2 separate regions of the Homo sapiens genome follow, and region 2 is linked to region 1. A link is an interaction called in ENCODE POLR2A ChIA-PET data of the cell type or tissue named here. Cell type or tissue: OCI-LY7. All regions are shown on one strand. Links, peaks and the distances in the headings refer to the core of each region. The heading gives the core; the rest is flanking DNA. Region 1 holds the start of LOC124902628 (a long non-coding RNA gene). Region 2 overlaps SBF2 (SET binding factor 2).

Region 1 (2,916 bases), core at 307-2,806:
TTGTTTGTTTACAACAATGCCAACAGCATGCTGGGTAACATTGTAGACTCTTCCAGTTTTGCCATGGTAACACTTGTGGGGCATTCCTTTTTGAGCAGTACCCATTCCCTTGATGTCTACAATATCAGCTTTCTTATAGATTCGCATATATGTGGCCAAAGGAACAACTCCATGTTTTCTAAAAGGCCTAGAGAACATATATCGGGTGCCTCTCCTCTTTCCCTTTGTGTTCGTCATTTTGGCGAATTACTGGAAGATGGCGGTTCCGGCCGAAAGGAAACTTTTTTTTTTTTTTTTTGAGACGAAGTCTTGCTGTCACCCAGGCTGGAGCGCAGTGGCTTGATCTTGGCTCACTGCAATCTCTGGCACCTGGGTTTAAGCAATTCTCCTGCCTCAGCCTCTGAAATAGCTGGGATTACAAGCGCGTGCCACCATGCCCAGCTAATTTTTGTATATTTAGTAGAGATGGGGTTTCAGCATCTTGGCCAGGCTGGTCTTGAACTCCTGACCTCGTGATCCACCCTGCCTCGGCCTCTCAAAGTGCTGGGATTACAGGCGTCAGCCACCGCACCCGGCCTCTTTTTTTAATTTTTATTTTTTTGATGAGGTCTTTCCAGATGAGATCTATTTTGCAAGACTGGTATGAAGTTTAAATGAGAGGGTAGTATGTATAAGACACAGCATCAGCATCATGGTATCTGACAGTCACTGATGTTTGTACTGTGTCAATTAGGTAAGTTGAAATCTAGTTCCTCAAATGTCCGTTCCCAATGTGGATCCAGGATAGGATTCACTACAGAAGAATTTCGTGTAAGTTTGGAAGGAGCAGGTAAGATTTATGTAAGATTTGGAAGCAGCAGCCCTTGTGTTCTGAAGGTTGATGTAAATATCACATGCCGCTGCAGATCATAGAGTGGTTACTGATCTGCTAACATACTTTGTTGGTACAGAGCATTAACTGGCCCACAGCTCCTTCAACTCCCACCAAATTTTCTATTTCAGTGTCTCCAAGCCTTGGCGCAAGGCACGTGTAGTTCCATGGTAAAGGCATTAGCTTATGCTACATATCGCATGCTCGTCAATGTGAAAGATAGCTGTGAGTTCCATTTTGTCTTCGTGGGTTCCAGTTTGTCCTGTGGATTCTAGTTTGTCCTCACTCTCCCTCAATGCAATCCAACTTTTCTTCCTGATTGCTAGCCCTGATGACCTATCATAAACTTCAGGCCCATTGCTGGATGCAGAGGGAACAGCCTTCCATGTACTCATTCGTCAGCTTTCCTTTGTGATCTCTGGTTAGTGACTTTTCTGATTGTCCAGCCATCTCCTTTCAGACCTTTTCTTCCCTAGCTTCTCCTGCAACTGTATTGTATCCAATTCTCAGAATAAAGCCTGTATTCCATAGTGGTGGCCACTTCCCTGATCAGCCCATAACTGATAATAAAACTGGTGAAGTTAGACACTGCAACAATGAAAAGCATGTGTTGGCCGGGCGCGGTGGCTCACGCCTGTAATCCCAGCACTTTGGGAGGCTGAGGCAGGTGGATCACGAGGTCAGGAGATCAAGACCATCCTGGCTAACATGGTGAAACACTGTCTCTACTAAATATACAAAAAATTAGCCGGGTGTGGTGGCGGGCGCCTGTAGTCCCAGCTACTCGGGAGGCTGAGGCAGGAGAATGGCGTGAACCTGAGAGGCGGAGCTTGCCGTGAGCGGAGATCGCACCACTGCACTCCAGCCTGGGTGACAGAGCGAGACTCTGTCTCAAAAAAAAAAAAGAAAGAAAAACATGTGTCATCGGCTTTGGACAGGGGTGGGCGGAAGCCAAAAGGACCTCAAGAGAAGTCTTGAAGGACAGTGAGGGAATTGCTATTGAAGGTCGGTGCTTTGAGTTGACTTGTGTCCCCACCAAAATTCATATTGAAATTCTAACTCCCAGTACCTCAGAATGTGATCTTATTTGCTCTTGTTTTTGGGTTTTTTTAGCGACAGGATCTCAGTCACCCAGGCGGGGGTAGAGTGGTACAATCATAGCTCGCTGTAACCTTGAACTCCTGTGCTCAAGTGATCCTCCTGCCTCCGCCTCCCAAGTACATAGGATTATAGGCACATACCACCATGCCCAGCTAATTTTTTTACTTTTTTTGTAGAGACAGGGTCTTGGCTATGTTGTCCACACTGGTCTCAAACTCCTGGCCTCAAAGGATCCTCCCACTTCAGCCTTCCCAAGCACTGGGATTACAGGCATGAGCCACTGCACCCAGCCAGAATGTAATCATATTTGAAGATAGGGTCTTTATAGAGGTAGTTCACTTAAAATGATGTCATTAGGTTGGGTCCTAATCCATTATGACTGGCGTCCAAATTTTGGACACAAACATGCACACAGAAAGAACACCATGCCAGCCTGAAGACAGAGATCAGAGTGATGGATCTACAAGCCAAAGAATGCCAGACATTGCTGCCAGCAAGCAAACCACGAGAATCTAGGAGAGAAACATGGGACAGATTATTGCTCACAGCTCTTAGGCAGGATCAACCCAACCAACACCTTGATCTTGGACATCTAGTCCAGAACTGTGAGATTGCCAGGGGCAGTGGTTCATGCCTGTAATCCCAGCACTTTGGGAGGCCAAGGCAGGTGGGTCACTTGAGGCCAGGAGTTCAAGACCAGCCTGGCCAACATGGCAAAACCCTGTCTCTACTAAAATACAAAAAATTAGCTGGGTATGGTGTCACGTGCCTGTAATCCCAGCTACTTGGGAGGCTAAGCCACGAGAATCGCTTGAACCTGGCAGGCAGAGGTTGCAGTGAGCTGAGATTGAGCCACTGCACCCCAGCCTGGGTAACAGAGTGAGACTCTGTGTCAAACAAACAAACACACACAAAAAAACGGAACTGTGACATGATAAATTTCT
Region 2 (2,916 bases), core at 157-2,656, 200 kb before region 1:
TTTTGCTGATTTAAGCATTTAATAGAATAGTTATTTAAAACATCTATGTTAGGCCGGGCGCGGTTGCTCACGCCTGTAATCCCAGCACTTTGGGAGGCCGAGGCGGGCTGATCACAAGGTCAGGAGATCGAGACCATCCTGGCTAACATGGTGAAACCCCGTCTCTACTAAAAATACAAAAAATTAGCTGGGCGTGGTGGCAGGTGACTGTAGTCCCAGCTACTCGGGAGGCTGAGGCAGGAGAATGGCGTGAACCTGGGAGGCAGAGCTTGCAGTGAGCCAAGATCGTGCCACTGCACTCCAGCCTGGGTGACAGAGCGAGACTCCGTCTCAAAAAAAAAAAAAAAAAAAATCTATGTTTTTTAAGCTCACCTGAAGTGATGGTTCTCTTTTGGATTGTGTTGCTTTATTTTTTAGGATAAGCTTCCTGATGACCATTATCAGGAGAAGACAGCAATGGACCTGGCAGCTGAGCAACTACGCCTTTGGCCTACCCTGAGCAAGTCAACTCAGCAAGAGCTAGTGCAACATGAGGAAAGCACTGTCTTTAGTCAGGCCATTCACTTTGCAAACCTCATGGTGAACCTGCTAGTTCCACTCGACACAAGTAAAAACAAGCTCCTAAGAACATCAGCGCCAGGTGACTGGGAGAGCGGAAGCAACAGCATTGTCACAAACAGGTACCAAAATGTGAACACACAGACCCTCCTCCTACTCTTCTTGGGGCCAGTCTTGGCTTGACAGATAATATTAAACATTTTGAGCAAATACTGCTGTACATATTTCAAAAGTTAACCATTTTTCCTCACCTTTGGACTTGCTCAGCTTTTCTTTCTAAAAGATTCACTTCATCCTACTATTCTTAACCACTTCCCACACTTTCTTCTTTTTTATGACCTAATTTTTCCAAATGTCTCACCCATTACTGATCCAGCCCTTCAGTTACTGTCTGCCAAAGCAATTTACAGAAATCATTCCAAAGAAATTAGTGAGCACCTTCTTGCAAAAGTGGCTGTTTGTTTCTCAGCCCTCCTTTTCCTCAACCTTGTAGTCATACCCTCAACCATGCCTTCCTCTCTACCCTCCAGTAACTTCTCATACCACTGAAACTAAAACCCAGTGTTTACCATGGCCTGCAAGGCCTAACGGAATCCGTCCTCTGGCTACTGCTCTGACCCCCTATTTCCTATCACTCTTCTGTCAACCAAACTGGTCTCCCTGCTCATGCTAATCCTCAGACACTCCAAGCATATTCCTGCCTCACATCCTTTGTACTGGTATTTTCATTCTGGAATATTCTCACCTAAACAGGCCAAGAATCACTTCCTCACTTTATTTAGGTCTCTGCTCAAATGTTACTTGCCTCAAGAAGCCCTCCTGACTTCTGCATCTTAATAATACCTCTCCCTCTCCTACTTTGCATTGTCTTTCATGTCATTTTTTACAACCTGATTTATTTTCATATGTTTGCTTGTTATGTTTCCTTTGTCAGTTTTGTTCATTGCTGTATTCCTAGTGTCTTTGCATATAGTACTCAATAAATATTTGGTTGAACAGATGATTAAATGAGTGAATAAATGAACTTATCAACCCAACAGTAGTGAAATTCTATCCTTAGAGCTTCAGTGATGGGTGCCGCAACATCCTGGTAGTTCGAGCTCGCATAAATTCTTCTCCTCATGCTCCTTCAGGCAGCTCCTCTTCTCTTCCCATTCTCAATTCCTCTTCCAAGCTCTTCTTACTCTGTGGAAGACTCATCCACAAGCCTAAATCTCTGGCCCAAACCTTTTAATCTTGTTATCCTAGGTACTTCATTTTTGTCAGGGACACCTCAGAGTTTCTGGTCTTCCAGGCTAGACAACTTGGAATCAGCATTTCACACCATACAGTCAACTGCACAGATCTCTTACCCCCACCCATATAGAGTTTCTTGTTCATCCTCTGGTTATTTAATGGGAACAACATAGTCTGGCCTTTATCACTTCAAGCCCTAATTATAACAGTCTCTTAGTTGTTTCATTTTTTATTCTTCTTTCTACTGCCAAAAGGATCTTCCCGAAATGATGCTTTCCCATTCCTTCACTACTCATAATTCCACAAGACTCTGTTTCAATACAGGACCTATCTGTTTAATTTGTAAGATATTCCTTAGCTGTCACAGCTTTATCTCCATTCTCCATTGCCAGTGACGTTCATCTTCATTATAACAAGCAATAACTATATTTTACATTTCTTTTAAAGTTTTGGACCAGGCATGGGGCTGACTACCTTATAATCCCAGCACTTTGGGAGACCGAAGTGGGAGGATTGCTTGAGGCCAGGAATTCAAGACCAGCCTGGGCAACATAGTGAGACCCTATCTCTACAAAAAATAAAAATTAGTCAGGTGTGGTAGCACACACCTGTAGTCCTAGCCACTTGAGAGGCTGAGGCTGGAGAATCACTGCTGCAGGAGGATTTCTTGAGCCCAGGAGTTTGAGGTTACAGCTAGCATCGCTGCACTCTCGCCTGGGTGACAGAGTGAGACCCTGTCTCTAAAATAAATAAATAAATATAAACAAATAATAATCATTATAGATGACAGTGCTCTCTCAAAGTCTGCATGTTGATGGCCATAGTCTCTGCTTAGCTTTACTTTAACAATCTCTAACACTGATTCAGCTAATGTGGTTGGCTTTGCAGAAAAGAGAAGTTAATAGGAACAGACAAATGAGTCTTTTCCCAGAGTCTGATGGGTTGAACAGTAAGAGCTGAATAAGCAAGAAGGGCAGAGATTGAGCTTTCACATCTGTTCCATTTCAAATTTGTTCCCTTCTCTTGCATGATTTTATCATCTACAGAAGAATGCTGGCTTCAAAGTGGCCAAATGGGTTGCAGTTAACTCAGAGAGTGATAAATCCTGGCAAGAGAAGGGAC

Evidence for each region. Peaks named below come from ENCODE experiments on the same cell type or tissue, not always from the same donor. Only the 100,000 strongest peaks of a DNase experiment are listed, where the experiment ranks them.
Region 2: POLR2A ChIA-PET joins it to region 1 with 6 read pairs; 3 of 35 experiments call an interaction of 5 or more read pairs at or near these places.

The regions. Positions count from the first base shown.
Region 1 is chr11:9,657,759-9,660,674 of GRCh38, reverse strand. LOC124902628 (a long non-coding RNA gene) reads left to right here and starts at 561. Exons shown (of 2, transcript XR_007062586.1): 1 at 561-1,292. It also overlaps the pseudogene RPL21P97. In OCI-LY7, for the core only: no CTCF peak of the experiment used is centred there; no DNase peak of the experiment used is centred there.
Region 2 is chr11:9,854,222-9,857,137 of GRCh38, reverse strand. SBF2 (SET binding factor 2) reads left to right here. Exons shown (of 40, transcript NM_030962.4): 19 at 418-680. All of the region lies in intron 1 of LOC101928008 (a long non-coding RNA gene), which reads right to left. Among named protein-coding and RNA genes, the nearest start is that of LINC02709, 96 kb to the right of the region's middle. RefSeq lists an enhancer at 1,231-1,330. In OCI-LY7, for the core only: no CTCF peak of the experiment used is centred there; DNase peaks (open chromatin) are centred at 617 and 1,107; H3K4me3 peaks cover 1,003 bases; H3K27ac peaks cover 2,156 bases.